Linked DNA regions of Mus musculus: region 2 is linked to region 1. Evidence: chromatin loops called from intact Hi-C (ENCODE). Cell type or tissue: heart. All regions are shown on one strand. Each heading gives the region's core, and the rest is flanking DNA. Links, peaks and the distances in the headings are about the cores only. Region 1 has its middle 24 kb from the start of Gm36670. Region 2 has its middle 86 kb from the start of Gm39223.

Region 1 (8,331 bases), core at 267-8,266:
CATTGTAACCAACCAATACTAATACTCCAATCAACACAAATGTCATTAGCCACCGCCATTTCTATGACTGCAACCGATGCCATTTCATTTCATTATCATGATAATGTCCTCTCCATGCCCAACCTCCCCAGCCTGAGAGCATCATTTTCAGCAGCACTGAAATGCTGCTGCTGCTAGGAAGAAGTCACTTAGAGTCAACAGCCATTTTGGTGTGTGTATTCCTGCTCTGCCCCTTCTGCATTGGCATCAGCATCTGGCCCAGAGGGCTGTGATGAGGGTTAAGTTGATAAAATCCAGAGAGCAGCAGCACACAGCAAGTGTATGGCCTGTGGGAGAAAGTGAGCTGTCCTTGGCAGAGCATGAACTCTTCTCATGGATGGTCCTGATGCTGTTTTCTTTCCTTTTCTTTCCCCTGACTCCTCCACGCCCTCCTTTGACAGGGTTTCCCTGTGTGGCCCAGAATGTTCTTGGGTGTCTCCCCCTAAACCTCTGAACGCTGGGATTCTAAGCATGTGGCTTCACTTCCATTGTTCTGCTGTCTTTTCTTACTCTAGAGAGATTTGGGATTTGGACCAGCCTTCCTCCCTTCCCTTCTTCTCTCTATGCCTATGTCTTTGGTTCCATGGCCAAATGATTTGTAAAAAAAAAAAAAAAAAAAAAAAAAAAAAACCTTTGTTCATTAAAAATACTAATATTTCAGTTGGGTGGTGACTTGGAAGGCCAGACCTAGGTGCACACTCCCATGTCCCTATCATAGAGCTACATACCTGCTCAGAGTTCAACACATGTGTCCTGGTCCGATACATTTGTACAAACACATACTCAGACATGACCAGTCATGCATTCTAACGTGGGGTGGCAGTGGGTGGTTTTGCTCTTTGAGGTCATCAGAACACTTTCTGACCCCTTGTAAAAGCAGCTGGACTGGGGAGGATCCCAAGGAAGCAAAGGAAGGAAATGCCAGGCCTTGGTCTTTTCTGAGGAGGAAGGCAGAGGAGGCCGATTCTTCTACTGACTAAGGGAGGGTTATCCTGAAATTTCTGAAATTTCCCCTGTGGACTCTCACAGAGTCCCTGATCTTCCCACTGCTGAACTATTTCTCTTGCGTTTGCCAGCACTTCCGATGGCGATGGCAAGGACATGGAGTATATCCCAAGACCGAAGAGAGAACAGCTCCCCTCCCTCCCCCACCCAAACTGTCCCTGTCGATTGGTTGCAGCAGCTTCTTCCCCACTGACCCCTGAAACCTGCAGCAAAGCACACTATTCTTCCTCAAACGCTCAGGGCTGGGCTGTGGGAGAGAAAGTGTGCCTGCTGGTCAGGAGGCACCTTCTGTATAGCGAATCTGTTTTGCCTAAATACGGATTGAGTTGGCTTGGCTTATTGGTACATTTGGTTTTAACCTGCTACATACTAAAAGCTGAGGTAGCCATTGAAGAATGCAGTATCTATCTATCTATCTATCTATCTATCTATCTATCTATCTATCTATCATCCACCCACCCATCCATCCATGCATCCATGCATCTATCCATCTATCCATCCATCCATCCATCCATCCATCCATCCATCCATCCATCCATCCAACCAAAGCTGGATGCTGGGCTCTGTACTGGGATACAAAGATGCACAAAGAGATCCAGCAGGAGAAGAGAAATTCATGAACAGCTCATCCGATCATGACCACCCTCCCTGATACGTGGAAGGCAATCTATAGTGTAGCTATGCAGGTATCAGTGGAAGGAGTGGGGTCCTTTGCAGGGCAGTCCCTGCCCACTTAGTATCTTTTTGCTGACTGAAATAAAAGCTCCCTTTCTCAGTACACCCTTTGCACTTTTGAAACTCATTACAGCCATTCCTTGTTATCTGTGAAAAATGGTTCCAGAACCCGCCCTGGGTCAAAATCTGAAGGTGCTTAGTCAAGTCCCTTCAGTAATTTGGCACAATATCTGTATAACTGCATCTTTTTTTTGGTGCTTTTCATCAGCTCTAAGTTACTGGTTAGCCTCAATGCAGCACTGATGCTGTGGAAATGACAATTGTCTCACATCACTTAGGGAGTAATAGTGAGAAAAATGTCGCTGCTCAGTCCACTACACGTGCACGATGCAAATGCAAACGGTGCTCGATGGAGACTGAGGCATTGGACTGGGGAAGGCAGGCAGCAGGCAGCAGCAGCCTGAGTAAGGCTTGCCGTTCATACAGAGTGCCCAGCATCAGGCAGTGCCAAGATTTGCTCTTTGGAACTTTGTGAAAATGAATTTCTTTTTTCATCCTGGTTGGTTGAGTCTGGAGATGGCAGAGCCTGCAGATCTAAGGGTTCCAGTTGTCGTTTGCCAGAAAACTGTCATCATAAATATAGAAGTCTCTAAAAGCAGTGACGTAAATGTCATTTCTCAGGTGTGATCTTGTGCAGCGGGCAACCTTTACAGTTGTACATACATAGATGAAATCCCCATCTACCTGGGCCCAGAAGCCCGAGCTGCCCTGATTGAGAGCTGGAACAGACATGGCTCCCTCTGGCCTTTTCCTCGCTCTGTGGCCCCATGTAAAATCATTTCGTATGAAGAAAACCATTACCAAACCTCCATCCCAAAGCGTGGTGGTTTGTATATGCTTGGCCCAGGGAGTGGCACTATTAGGAGGTGTGGCCTTGTTGGAGTAGGTGTGTCACTGTGGATGTGTGCTTAAGACCCTCATCCTAGCTGCCTGGAAGCCAGCCTTACACTAGCAGCCTTCAGATGAAGATGTAGAGCTCTTAGCTCTGCCTACACCATGCCTGCCTGGATGCTGCGATGCTCCTACCTTGATAATAATGGACTAAACCTCTGAACCTATAAGCCAACCCTAATTAAATGGTGCCCTTTATAAGACTTGCCTTGGTCATGGTGTCTGTTCACAGCAGTAAAACCCTAAGACATAAAACCTAGGCAGATTAATGTGAAGGTTATACTGTAGATGTGTCACAGTCCTTAATTTTGTAGTTCAGGGAGAGTGAACCCACAGCTAACGTTCAAGGCTTGAGCAGGACTGGAGGAGAGATGTCAGCAAAAGATGACCAAAAAGGTGAGAGGGACAGAGTGGAAATGGAGTCACAGTTCAAATGGTCCACGGACAAGATCAAAGGCAGCTGATTCTTAATCTACTTCCAATGTGTGGCCTCTTGCAGATAATCTGAAAATCACTGGGGCCTTGATTAACCCCCCCTCATACAAAGAACGTCTCTGTGGGGGCCCTGGAAGGTCCTGGTGGGAAGATAGCTGCCAGCAAAGACCATGGTTAGGGCTGTGGTGGCGGCCAGTTAGTTCCCCTTCACTACCCAAAGAACAAGCACAATGAACGTTTAGATGAAAAAGCGTTGTTGGGGCTCATAGTTGTGAGTTTTCAGTGACTGTCTGAGGCATATCATAGCCAGAACTCTCTCTCAGTGAGACAAACTGCCCACCTCATTGGCCAGGAAGCAGCAAACAAAACTAAATACAAAACAAAACAAAACAAAACAAAACAAAACAAAACAAAACAAAACAAAACAAAACTCCACCAAAAACAGGAAAGAGACAAGATGCCAGGGTCTCACAATTCCTTCTCTCTAATGACTAGGCAGCTCTCCAGCAGGCCTCATCTTTTACTGATCCCACCACCTCCTAACATCGCCCCCTAGGGGGTGAAACCGTTAGCACACGGACCTATGGGGCAGACGCTGGAGGATGCGGGGTTGCCCCCAGAAGCCTCCTTTAGCACAACAGCATGACTTGCCCTTTCTCCTGTCTCCACGCCGGCCAGGGAGGGCAGGGGCCTCATTTCCAGGCTCTGGAAGCACAGCACGGCTCTGAAAACACGACCCCTTGGCAGAGTCCGATGGGAAGAGGAACTCCAGCGGAAGCAGATCCATATCTGCTGCCGAGCAGCCTTGTGTCCTCACATGATGGATGGCACTGAAGGAGGAGCTAGAAAACAAATTATTGTGTCTCTTCCCCACCGACAGGTCTTTAGTGGGGCCGACCGGGGAGAGGAGATGCCGCCGATTAGAAAGTGCTTCACAATAGGCGCTCCGCACAGGAAAAGTGTCCCGAGTTTATCTATTGTTAAGTGATATAATTTATCGTCGCTGAGGGTTAAGGAGCAATTCCAGTTCTTTCCTACTTCGGGAACAGAGATTTGTAAGATAATGCCCAAATTTAGACACTGAAGAACTGTCTGCAGAAATGTTCCCCAAAGGCGGGCCGGCTGGTGCACGCTGGAAGCCAAGTCATTCACGGAGCTAATTTGAGGCTCTCCTCAGAAACTATATTTGCTTTCCGAGCGCATGGTGAGTTTTCATCTGGGCTCTGACCAGCTGACAGCTATGCAAGTTTGTAGATACCAGTAATTGCGTATAGATAACCTTGATGGTTGACCTCGTCGGAGCCGGGCCTGGCGGCTTTCCATTGTTTCTGGCTTTGCCAGTTGCTACTCAAGTGCTGCGGGATGAATTTATATATTAAGAACTCGCAGCAGTGGGAATTGCTTATCACTCCTCGTTCCATGCTGTAAGCTTCTATTTACTTGACTTAGTGAGCTGGGAATAAAAGCCGTGCTCCGACCGTTCACTCCGAGTAGCAGAGGGCAATGTGTTGAAAAGCTATCCTAATTTCTAAAAACAAAGGGAAAGGAGGAAAGCACATGTTTGTCTTCTCCAAATCTCAAAGAGAGGCCCCTCATCTCACCCAGCCACTGCTCCTGTCTAAACGGGTTCCCAGCCATCTCTCAGCGTTCCGTTTAGCTCGGAAGCAGGGTTTGAATTCTACTCACCACCAGCTCGAGGCCCTTGTGTTTTAAGAGAAACGCTGCAAGCAGCTCAGAATTTATGTTTAATTCAGAGAGATGCTTTAAAAAGTCTCTGAGAGAGAAAGGTGATGGCGATCCTGCCGTGAGGAGGGTGCGGGGTGTGTGTGTGTGTGTGTGTGTGTGACAGGGCCACATAAAGACTGGAGTCTGCGTTAGCACCAGACACATGAGCTCATCCACAGAATCTTAATGCTGTGAGCATCTCTGCTGTGTGTGGTTCATCCATCTCTATCTGGATCTTTTTGCTTTTTAAATTTTTTTATTATTTATTTATTTATTTATTTATTTTGGATGGATGAAATATCAGCAGTGAACATGGCTGGCACTGAAATTAGGAAGACAAGATGTAGCTACTGGGAACGACCTTTTTCTGGACGCATCACTGGAAAGAGAAGCTGGCCGGTGTTTGCTGGGGCACTCCTTCCATGACCTTTGAACTCTGAGGCAGGTTCAGAGCAGGGCTCTAGAGGTGCTGTCTCTGTCAGACGGTGGCATCAGAGACAGGTGAAGAGGAGCAGGAGGCAGGCCAGGTAAGTCCGGGCAGAGGTGGTAGTCAATGACGCGGGGGACATTCAAAGGGTCTGGCTTCAGCAGCAGGGGGAGTGGTGTTCTGGAGGCCTGGCTGCTGAGCCTCCAAGTGTCACTACTCAGCCGAGGGGATCAGCCTTTGATGCTCTCAACATCAGAGCATCAGAACTCTTCTTCATCCTGGGAAGGGAGGTTCGGGTGAGTCAGCCGGGGCAAATAGCTCAAGGGAAATTTCATTTTCCCTTTGTTGGACCCCCCGCTTTCATCTGCTGGTGATATCTGTCCAACCACCACACAGAGAGAAAAGAAGGCTCCTTGGACCCAGGCGAGTATGGCCAATTTAGGGCCTGAGCTGAAGCAGGTAGCCACTTGGGTGCTGGAGGGCGTCTGTGGAACCCAGGCACAGAGCTAGGGAGGGGCGGCTGCAGTCTCTCATCATTCCTGGGAAACTGGGCTAAGAAGTTTTCAGTCCTGGCTAGTCCAACTGGTCTGGCCTCCCTTTCAACAAGGATAGTTTTGTTTGTGTCTCTGCCTGTAGGCATATCTCCCGTGTAAGGAAGGAAATAGGAACAAAGGTTATGCCAGAAACCGGCAATCAGAACATTTCTATAGCTGCCTCATGAGCCAGAGGCCTAGCGTTCAAATCTAAACTTTGTCCTTCTTAGCTATTTAACCCAGAGCAGTGTGCTTCAGTGTTCCCTCGATTAGTCTCATCTGTAGAATGGACACAGGATTAATACCAGCTTGTGGTATGGGTGTCCATAGCATGCTTGATGGCTCCATGGAATTACTGTGCACACGATGCCCATGATCCTTCTTGGTATTAGAAAAGGTTCCACCAGAGTCAGGCAGAATGGTGTAGCCTATGATCCTGGCACTCAAGAGGACTAAAAACTTGAGCCCAGTCAGAATTATATAAAATGGCCAGATCCGGTCAGAAAGAAGGAAGAGGGAGGTGCGGGGACAGAGAAAGCACTCTATACAGACATCAGCTATCACTGAATATATCCACTTAGCCATTTAATTTTCATTTGAACACAGTCCAAAAAGCCTTAATATTTTAAAAGCAGCTTCATAGAGCGGAAAGAATGTTTATGAAGCAAAACTAAGATGGCAAAGAAGTTGACTACAACTCAGCCAACCTTGCTGCCCATCCCCAAATGACAGGTGAGCACGCTTGAGTCTCCAGTCAGCTGCTCTTTTTATTGTAATAAAGTACTGTCAGAGTCAGTTCTTATGAGATTAAATTCGCTAAGTACGGCAGATCTCAGGAGAAGGGGGAGAAGTGGGCATAGACTGAATCTAGAGGAAAGAGTCTACGTAAACAGTGGGAGAGTGGCCTTAAAAGCCAGGGTTCAAAGTCCTTTGGCCCAAGGGAAAAGTGATGCTCAGAAGAGAAAAAAAAAAGGATCAATAATGTAGAAGGAACTGCTAGACTGGAAGTCCAGCAGGCCACTGCCTGCAACCTCGGGGCTCTGTTAAGCACAGTATGGCCACGAGAGATTGTAGAAATGACCCTGACCTTGAGCTTGAAAGTGGTGTGTTGAGTGCTATCAATGAGACAAGGAGTGCATTCAGAGGTTGGGTGACAGTAGGTGGCCCCAGGAGGCTGGAGGAGCAGTAGGGGAAATGAAATTTCCACAGAAGACTGTGGTCCCCTCCTTTTGGAAACCAGGCATAGCACCAGAGTATCCAGGACCTGTAGCAGGGAGCATCTGATGGGTCTTCATCTCCTGGGGCCAAATGAACATGAAAATCCCTCAGCTACCACCAGACATGATAAACTCATCTGGTCAATAACTCATCAAATACCAAGTACTCGTGAGAAACTAGTCAAGGGCTAGAAATAATTTTTCTCTGGATACAGAATTATCTGCAAGCTCACATGCAAGGCTTTCAATGCTAAAATCTATTCAAAATGCAGAGATTGTGGTCCAGTGTGTCAAGGGTGGGCCGAAGGACTCACATTTTAAAGATGGTAAATTTTGCCTACTGAGGCTGTTATGGGTCAGATAAGAACTATCTCCCTAAAGGCGCATGTGTTGACAACTTGGTCCCTGGCTGGCAGATCCAATCATTGAGAGGTGATTGGATTGTGAGGGCTTTGACCTAATCAATGGATTAATCCTAGATGGATTCTTAATCCAATGGTATTATGGGAAACGCTGGGAACTTCTGGAGGCACAGACTGTTTAAAAGAAAGAGGTCATGGGGGGTCATGCCTTCAAGGGCCTGCTTCCCTCTCCGCTTCCTGGCTGAGGTGAGGTGAGAGTCTCTGCTCTACCACTCCTTCTCCATCAATGGTGTTTACTGAAGACCCATGGTCATCGGACCGAGAGACTACTGGCTAAATGTGTCCTTTGAAATCAGGAGCCATGAAGAATGCTTCTTTTTAAACTGTTTCTCTTAAGTGTTTACCATAGTGATGAAGACTGACGAGAGCAGAGGCTGGTGAACCATGTTGCTACTGGCTCACCTGTCTAGTCATCACTTATTGGGCACACACTACACCAGGTGTTGGGTGACACACACGGGGTGGGACTGGCAACGGCATATATCTTGTCCTTGAGTGTCTTCTGATTAGTGAAAGAGTTAGGATCAACAGCTATTACAGTCTGTAACATTTCAGATACTGTAACCTTTACAAAGCTGTTTTTGAAAACAGACATCTTAAACAAGAGACGGAGTCTCTTTCTTTGGCATCCAGCCTGTTAGGCTAAGTTGTCATAAAGTTTATAGTCCATAAAAAAAATTACAGGATGCTAGTCAAGCGCCAGACACTTTCCTAAGTACTATGCCCACTTTACTCTCTGTAAGCACCTCGGGAGCTGGTGTGCTCTGAGGAGGTCCCATTTCACAGAGGAGGACATCATAATTCAGGAAGGCTCTCGTCATCTTGCAGCTGGGGACTATCCTGCCTGAGCTGAAGCCTCTGCTCTCAGCCACAATACAAGCTATGTAGGAGAGGACTTCTAC
Region 2 (8,331 bases), core at 117-8,116, 65 kb before region 1:
AGAGTGATGGATAATAAGGCTGAGCTCAGGGTCTTATTTTAAAGTTATCTGAATAGTAAGTGATGGAATTTAGAAGCAAGGAATTAACTTTTGGGTTAAAGAGCCACAAGAGGCCATTTTTCAACCAACTCCTGGAAACCAGGAACACAGGCAGCAAATGCAGCTTGTTCAATGTCCCACTTTGGTTGGATTGTAGCCAGGATGGCACCTTCAGAGGCTCTCGGTAAACCATCAGTGGTACAGTCCACTGGTGTCTATGATTCTTCCCACAGGATGTGGATGAAAGTGTCTTTCTCATTCACATGCAGACACATCAAATAGTCATATTTTAGTATGGGTTAGCTTGCCATAGGTCTTCCAGATTGCTAGCTAGCTGAGAGCAAGGTCCTACTAGGTAGGTCTCTTAAGAGGCAGATGGATTGTGACCCAGAGTGTAGGTAGAGTCTGGGGTTCTTTTGAACCAGGACCAATGTGATTGGGGTAGGCACTCGAGAAGCCTGGAGATAGCCTGAGGATCCCCCACTCCCTTTCCCAAGCACCGAATCCATATCCCATGGATTCAGCCAAGAAATTTTCAGCTGCAACTTACACAGTTTAGGGAAGAGATTCCTCATCCTTTCTGAGCACTCATAATTTAAAAAAAAATATGAATACTCTCCAAAATTGATTTGTAATATCTTCTGTTTACTTGGATTAATTAATTTATTTATTCACTTTACATCCTGATTGAACCCACTCTTCTGACCCCCATCTCTACTCTCCTCCCATTCCCACCCTCACAAAATCCCTCCCACCATTCCTCCTTCCCTTTCACTTAGGGAAAGGGAATCCCTCCTTGGGTACACCCCACTTTGGGACATCTAGACCGAGAAGGACTTAGCACATCCTCTTTCATTGAGGTCCAACCAGGCAGTCTAGTTAGGAGAAGGGGTCCGATGGCAGGCAACAGAATCACATCCCTGGAATCACCCCCCTGGGCTGGGGGACCCAGGTGTTAGGGACCCACATGAAGACCATGTGGAGGGGGGGCTAGGCTCAGCCCCTACGTGTTCTTTGATTGGTGGTTCAGTCTTTGTGAGCCCCCAGGTTAGGTGACTCTGTAGGTCTTCTTGTGGTGTTCTTGACCCCTCTGGCTCTCTCAATTCTATCCTCTACTCTTCCACAAGACTCCCCGAGCTCCTCCATTTGTTTGGCTTTGGGTTTCTGCATCTTTTTCTATCCACTGCTGTCTGAGGCCTCCCAGGAGACAGTTACGCTAGGTTCCTGTCTGCAAGCATAACATAGTGTCATTAATAGTGTCAAGGGTTGGAGTCATGATATCTTGAATCTCAGGAGTCCACTTACAAATGGGCTTGGCACTTTGGGTTCTACTATTTCCCCCATCCTGAGACACATTATTATAGCACCATTTGCTCAGATCGCCTTTTAACCAGACGATTCTTCTGGCAATTTATAAAGATAAATGTTCCAGAAAACAAGATGGTTTCCCTCCGCTCCCCTCCTCCACTTTAAGGAGCAGAGGAAGGAAGAATGGGGGTAGCACAGAAAGTTTGGTTAGGATTGAGGCCAAGAGCTGAGGCCTATGAGCTCATGCATCTCATCCAACAGTGGGCTACTTGGACTGGATCCCGGGAGAGACTCGTTTCAGCCTTGCAGGAAGCACAAATGGAAACTGCTCCCTCAACCAGCTCTCGAGCACTTTTATGATGAGACAAAGTGATACAGTTGCCCCCTCAGTCAGCACACAACAATCATGGAACCTCTTGCTTCGAGAAGGTTGCTTCCCAGTGGGCTTTTCTTCAAAGCATTGGCTCCTTATCATATACCCGGGGTGCACACTCACGGAGCAATGGGAACACAAAGAGATCATCGGATCCTCTGTTCACAGGATCCTCTGTTTGCCATCCAGGGCAAGCCTGTGGGGTGCATCATCGTTTAAAAGTCAAATGCCAAGAAGTTCTCTGCTCTCCCACCCTGGTGAATGTGACACATGGGGCTCTGGCAAGAGAGTGAGAGGTCAGAGTCCCAGCAGGAAACCCAAGGCTCCAAGTACTTTTAGAGGAGCGTTCATACAGGGGACAGACCACAGGCTGACAGGTGGGCAGGTGGATGGACAACTGAGACTTTATTCTGGGAACAGTGAATTTACTGGGGATCCCATGCAGTGGACAGAGCTAGCATGCTCATCCCTGCATGCTAGAGGTCACAGATAACTGCTCAGCAAAGTGCCCCTTCCTGGCCAGGTCCTTGCTTGCATGAGCCATTCACTCCAATGGCTATAATGAGCCATTTCACAGGAGAGGAAGCTGGGGCCAGGCAGAGGTCATCATAGAAAAGTCATCCAGTGTGCAATAAATGAGATCAGAACCTGAACCAGATTGCCTCCATAAGTCCCGTGTCCTCCATCACTAAACCCAGTCTCCTGCAGCTCTCGGAACCACGAGCTACCTAGCCAGGTCAGCTGTGGGGCCTGGGGACCCTTTGGGAGTGAAAAAAATGCAGTTCTGCCATACTCCGGCATCAGAGCCTTCCCCGAAAGACTGCTTCAACCCCCCTCACACCAAGCTATGCCTGAAGGTCTGGGGCAAGCCAATACAAAGCTGAGAAAACCGTGGTCTTGTATTCTAGACAGCCAGATCCAGTGACTCAAAAGGGAGTCTGCTCTTTCTGAGATGGGGGGTGGCACCCTCTGTGCCAGGGTGTCATCTTCTTTCCTTGTGCTCTAGCTAGTTACGTGGTGTAAGATTGGCCCCATCTGGAACCCTCTTTTTGCTGCCTGACATTGGTGGGCTGAGGGCAAGCACTCTGTGCTTCTAGAACACTCTCTGAGGAACCTTCCCCTACCCTCAGGTCTGTGAATGATACATGCTGAGAAGGTGCTGTGAGGATGAAGAGAACAACCTGCCACAACAGAACAGCTACCTCACTGGGGGCGTATTGTCTGCTTCTCCCTGTCTTTGAAACTTCCTGATGTCAGACAGGAGCTGAGCTGAGTCTCCATGAGCAAACCAGATTAGTAAAAGAAGAAACTCAGGTGGGAGGTGGGGTGGGAGTGTGATGGTAGGCTGGAAGGCTAGGTGAGTTTCCTTGGAGGTGTGTGCTCCTCCAGCTGGGATGTAGTGCTCAGGTTCTGCAGGTTGCAGAGCCTTCCCATCCGGAGACTCTGGTCGTCTCTCTTTCTAATCTCAGTTTAATTGCTGTGGTCAATTTGCCCCCGCGTTTAATAACCCACAGCTTGGCGTATGGTTTAATATGGTTGACACACACGTTGCTTTAAATGTCAGCCCTGGCTGGACCTGGGGACTTGGCAGGCTCCCTGAGAGAGATGGCAGCAGTGCGGCGTCATCTGCTCAGCGTCTGGGCTGCTGGTATGTTGGCTGAAGCTTCTTGGCTTGGAGACCCAGCCACTGCCCAGGCTGAGCCACTGGCTGGGAGATGCCTGGGTCACAGACTGCCTGGATCACAGACTGCACAGCCAGAATCTAGTCTTACCTTACTGCCTCTTGCCCAGCAGCCCATGGAGAAGGGGTGCCTGCAAGGGAGGTATCCCAAGATTTGGAGTCATGTTGAGTCCAGGCCTCACCATGAGTCTGAAGCCCCAGGGTTAGATATAAGCTGGTCCTCAATGTGTGTTTGTGACTAAGACCCTAGGGGTAGCCAGTGGGTAAATGTCACACTCTGGTTGAGGGGCTGTGGCGACATTCATAACTACAGCTGTGCCATGATGGTCTGTCTGCCTCCTCCTGTGGTACACTCAGCCAGAGATTAACATGCATTCCTGACACCCACTCATAACCCTCAAATGGTTCGAGTGGGTGGCTATCTGAGAGGCCTTGGCTCCTTCGGACTTTCTGTAGGAACTGTATTTTCATACATAGGACAAAGGCTCCCAGAAGAGCTATTGGCCATGGATATCCTTGCCACCCTGGTAGGTAATTCAAGCTGAGATGCTAGTCTTGTGACTCCTGCAGGATAGGAATTTAAGATGAAGCAGATATGGAGGAGTCATGGGTGCCCCCAGATGGTACATTGTAGAACTGGGGCAGCCATTTGCCCTGTAGACATTATGGCAGTTGAGACTGGTTTGCAGAGCAGTGGGGGATGGAAAGAGACTATCCCCAGGCATGGGGGACAGAGAGCCGTTCCACCCTAGATTTCTGGTTACTGTCCAGGCCTTCCAGAAGAAAGTCTATTTTCCTGCCTTGGGCTTCTCTGAGGCACTGAAGCCTTGGGCCTCATCCCTCCTTTTCATTTAAGCAGTTTGAGTTGGCTTTGCCCCTTTCATCTGGCAAAGATGCCCTAAGCAACAACCAGTGATGACATGTTTTGCTCAGAGCTGGGGCTGACAATGACCCGCCCTAAGCTGCATTGATGATTGCTGGATGTCTTCCTTTCTTTTTCTGTTGCTCTGATGATTATAAAACAAAAACAATCAACTGTGACAAAAAGCAACTTAAGGAAGTCAGGGTTGAGCTTTCTCTCATCTGGAAGCTCAAAGAAGAGAGCATCATGGTGGGGAGGTCAAAGCAATGAGCTTGAAGCAGGTGGCTGTGCTCCACCCACTGTAAGAAGAAAACAAATGCACATATGGGCGTGCTCACTTTCTCTCCTTCTAAATTTGTGTGTTTGTTATTATTGCAATTATTTATTTGCTCTGTATGCAAGTGTGTGTGTGCTTGTGTGCCTTTGTCCATTGAGCCATCTTACCTGGGCCCTTTCTCTGCTCTTACAAAGACCTGGATTCTCTGCCTAAGGAATGTTGTCACCCACAGTGGGCAGGTCTTCCCATGTCAATTGACTGGGTTAAGTAGATCCCTCACAGACATACTCATAGGCCAACCTAATCCAGAAAGTTATTGTTGAGACTCATTTGCCTCGTGATTAGATGACAACTGAAGTTGACCATCACACCTTTGAGGTGCATATTTCTTGATTGGAAGTCTGTTGAGGCTCGTGTGGCTTTGAGGGCAGATTTGTTCCCAGGATGGAGATGTCCAGTGATCTCCTCACTTTGTTTGGGCTGCAGACCAGGTGACAAAACCCTTTTCCAGCTTTTTCACAAATTCAACAGTCCTGGAGCTCCTGAGAGTGATCTTGGGTGTGTCCTCTCCCAGGGTGTTCTCCCTGGAATGGCCCCATGAGCATGGCTACCTCACTCTGTCTTGGAGACAGCTTACCCTTAGCTTCATGGCACCTCATTATAAACTGTCTTGATGTTAACTTATTCTCATTAGAAGAAAAGATGAAAGCAATAAGAATAAACATGTAATGTGAATGCAGGATGGATTCTGTCTTTAGATCAACTAAGTTGTAAAATATATTTCAGAAGGTTTTTTTTTAATGGAGGAGAGGTCCCCAAGAAAAAGTGCCTCAGATCACAAATAACATCATTAACGGCTTTGTCTACACTCCCACCCTGAAAGGCAGCAAGGAGAAGGTTCCTTAGGAAGGCTTGGTAGAGTTGCTGCCAAAGTCAGTGGATGAGCCTGGATTGTCCGGGACTATGCAGAGGGTGGTATCCATGTGCTCTGGCTCAGTTGCCTTTCTCATGTGGAGATGGACAATGGGGGTGAGGATGGACCACAGGTCTGAGGCTATTACTTTGGAATGGATTTATGGTTTGACCTAGTAGAGACTTGAACCCAAGGCAGAAGCTTAATATTGGCTGAAGATCTGCCTAATCCTTGCATGACAACCAGCCTAAGGTGCAAACACAGTTATTGAATAGTAGCAGGTCCTTCCTCGAACTATGCCCTGAATTTTTATAAGCAGGCACAGGGTTATGGCCTACTTCTACACTTCTTGACCCCCAACCCCACTATCTAAACAGGGCTATTATTTCCTCTACTCACCTGGCACACAGCTCTATAGGAAGGATGCTCTCATCAATATATAGACAGACACTGAAGCTCAAGCACTGCAAAGTCTAGAAAGCTAGGGAGCAATTTAGCCTGCACATCTAGTATTTAGGGGGACACAGGGAGAGGCAGGAAGCTCAAGTGTTTGAAGCTAGCCTGGGCCACATAGCAAGACTCTGTCCCCAGACCAAACAGACAAGAAAGGAAAGAAGGAAGGAAGAGAAAAAGAAAGGGAAGTAGTAAAGGGGGAAGAGAAGGGTAGAGTGAGAGAAGATAAAACACAGGAAAGAGGAAGTGAAGAAGGAAGGGAAAGAATGGTGAGGGAAGGAGAAAGGAAAGAGATGGAGTCCCGGCTCAGGGGATACTGAGGGTTCTCTGTCCCTCACATCCCTGCTCCCAGCTAGAGAGAAGGCCTGAGGTGGGGCTGTTCCTCCTTGGAATCAGCCTCATATTCCTCCATTGTCTTCCAAGTAAGGCTCAATGTGGAATCCTGGCAGTCAATGAGACAATGCTCGAGGGGTGCATGGCACTGTGTGGCACTTGTTTTCAGATCATACACAAATACCTAAGTAAACATGCTCAGTGTGTACCCCAGCCCCAGGGTGATTTCCCAAGTCTAACCACCAGAGGAAAACTCTTCCCAGTGAGGAAATAGTAAGAAAATAGTGGTCCAGCTGGACAAGAACACACACAACTAGCAGACAAAACTCCAGTGTTGACTGCTGTAAGCGAGAGAGTGTGGATCTCGGGCTCTCTGGCTTTGAGTTAACAGAGCAGTGAGTCGGGTTTTATAGTTCATGGTTTTAGTTTCTTTTCCTGTAGACAAGGATTCTGTAGGATTCAAGGTTATACTTTCAGTGTGCTCTGCCAAACTGTGGGTAGAGGCGTGGCACACTGGGATGATCCAAGGCACGTGTGTCTTGCCATGAGCTGCTAGACAGGGTGGGGAAGGACATTTTTGGACTGGAGATAACGATGGGGATCTTGGGCTAAGAACTGGGAGTCCTTGGTGCCTAATTCCACTGGGGACCAACCCCAGACTGCTGGGCCTCCCAAGTAATGAGATACAAATCCATTTAATTGAATGTGGTTCTTAATTGCCAGAATTACCTGTAACATTAGCTTTCACGGCTGTGCCCTCTCTTGGGGCTGGTGCCAGTTCTCTGGGGTACACTGGGTCCCGGGGAGCCCAGCCCTGGTGAATTGGGCTGTCAGCCTAATAGCTCATTTTGTAATGAGGTTCTGTAACCAGAAAGAGGTATGTGTAGAGGGATGGGGAGTCCACATTGTGCTATCCAACCCTGTCAACTGGAATGGCTTCTCTTCTCAGGAGCACCCTACCAGCCACTCTAGACTCTTCCTCAAGAAGTCTATCCTGATTAAAATGTTGAAGAAATCATAGTTGTGTTGGAACCAAAAAGACTAGAAAGTCAGGGCTAATGCCAGTGGTTTTGTTAGACTTCTACCACAGAGCATCAAAGTTCGACCAATCAGGTAACAGTGTCACCATGAATCGGTAGTAACAGGAAGACGCAGGGCATGACCCCAATCCAGAGGAAGTTGTGGAAGCTCAGGACCTGTCCTTGTGCCTCAGATGACCTGACTTCAGAGACTAGCATAACAAAAGAATTAAATGTTCAGATAAAGGAATAGAATTTAGTGGAAGAGTGCCTCTCCAGCATAGGGGACAGGTTTGACCTAAAGCAACACACACACATGCACACACACACATGCATCCTTGCAAACACACAAGATCAAAATAAAGAAAATAATAATTCAGATTCATTAACTACCAAGGAAATGCAACACAACAGTGTGTTTACCCATCAGAGTGCAACTGATTTTAATTTTCAATAGTTTAACATTGCATGATGTGGAAAAAAAAACCTTTTATTTATCTTTTGCTGTCATGAAGGATTGAAACAGGCCTTAGACACGCCATGCAATTACTGCACCACTGCACTTTGTCCCTCATTGCCAGCATTTTCCTACTTCTTTCTTATTCCAGGGAAGAGAAATTTAACTGAGAAAAATCTGGCAGGAGTTCTAAAATTAAAAGTGAAACTGGTCCAATGATTCTACCTCCAGTCACTTCCCTACAGAATACTTGAACATGAACCAAGGCCAGTCCGCAGAGATGTTCCTGACAGCAAGTGTCGTGTGCGGTGGGAAGAGCCCAACAGTAAGGAATAGAGCAACAAACAGTATCAGGGTAGCCATCGTCCCTTGGGGTAGCTTTCACTTTTGCAGGATTCATTCAGGTCCCAGATCCGCTCATGTCAACGTGGCCTGTCAGTCATGACTAAGGATTATGCAATGGCTAGTGGATTGTCAGCTCTATTACTCTTATCATCAGCTCTGAGACGCACTTCTTGATGTCTCTGAGGGAGTTTCGAGAGAGGTTTAACTGTAGAGAGGGGCTCTACCATGAATGTGGGTGGCACCATCTCATGTCTTGGGTCCTGAAATGAAT

The links. Peaks named below come from ENCODE experiments on the same cell type or tissue, not always from the same donor. Only the 100,000 strongest peaks of a DNase experiment are listed, where the experiment ranks them.
Region 2: a loop joins it to region 1, with 4 times the contacts of the local background. A loop is called at or near these places in 2 of 42 quality-filtered maps.

The regions. Positions count from the first base shown.
Region 1 is chr8:91,963,309-91,971,639 of GRCm38, forward strand. No RefSeq gene overlaps it. Among named protein-coding and RNA genes, the nearest start is that of Gm36670, 24 kb to the right of the region's middle. RefSeq lists an enhancer at 3,023-4,995. In heart, for the core only: CTCF peaks have their summits at 3,670 and 3,874; DNase peaks (open chromatin) are centred at 3,813 and 4,293; H3K4me3 peaks cover 1,246 bases; H3K27ac peaks cover 3,435 bases; H3K27me3 peaks cover 4,443 bases.
Region 2 is chr8:91,898,354-91,906,684 of GRCm38, forward strand. No RefSeq gene overlaps it. Among named protein-coding and RNA genes, the nearest start is that of Gm39223, 86 kb to the left of the region's middle. In heart, for the core only: a CTCF peak has its summit at 3,334; a DNase peak (open chromatin) is centred at 3,358; H3K27ac peaks cover 214 bases.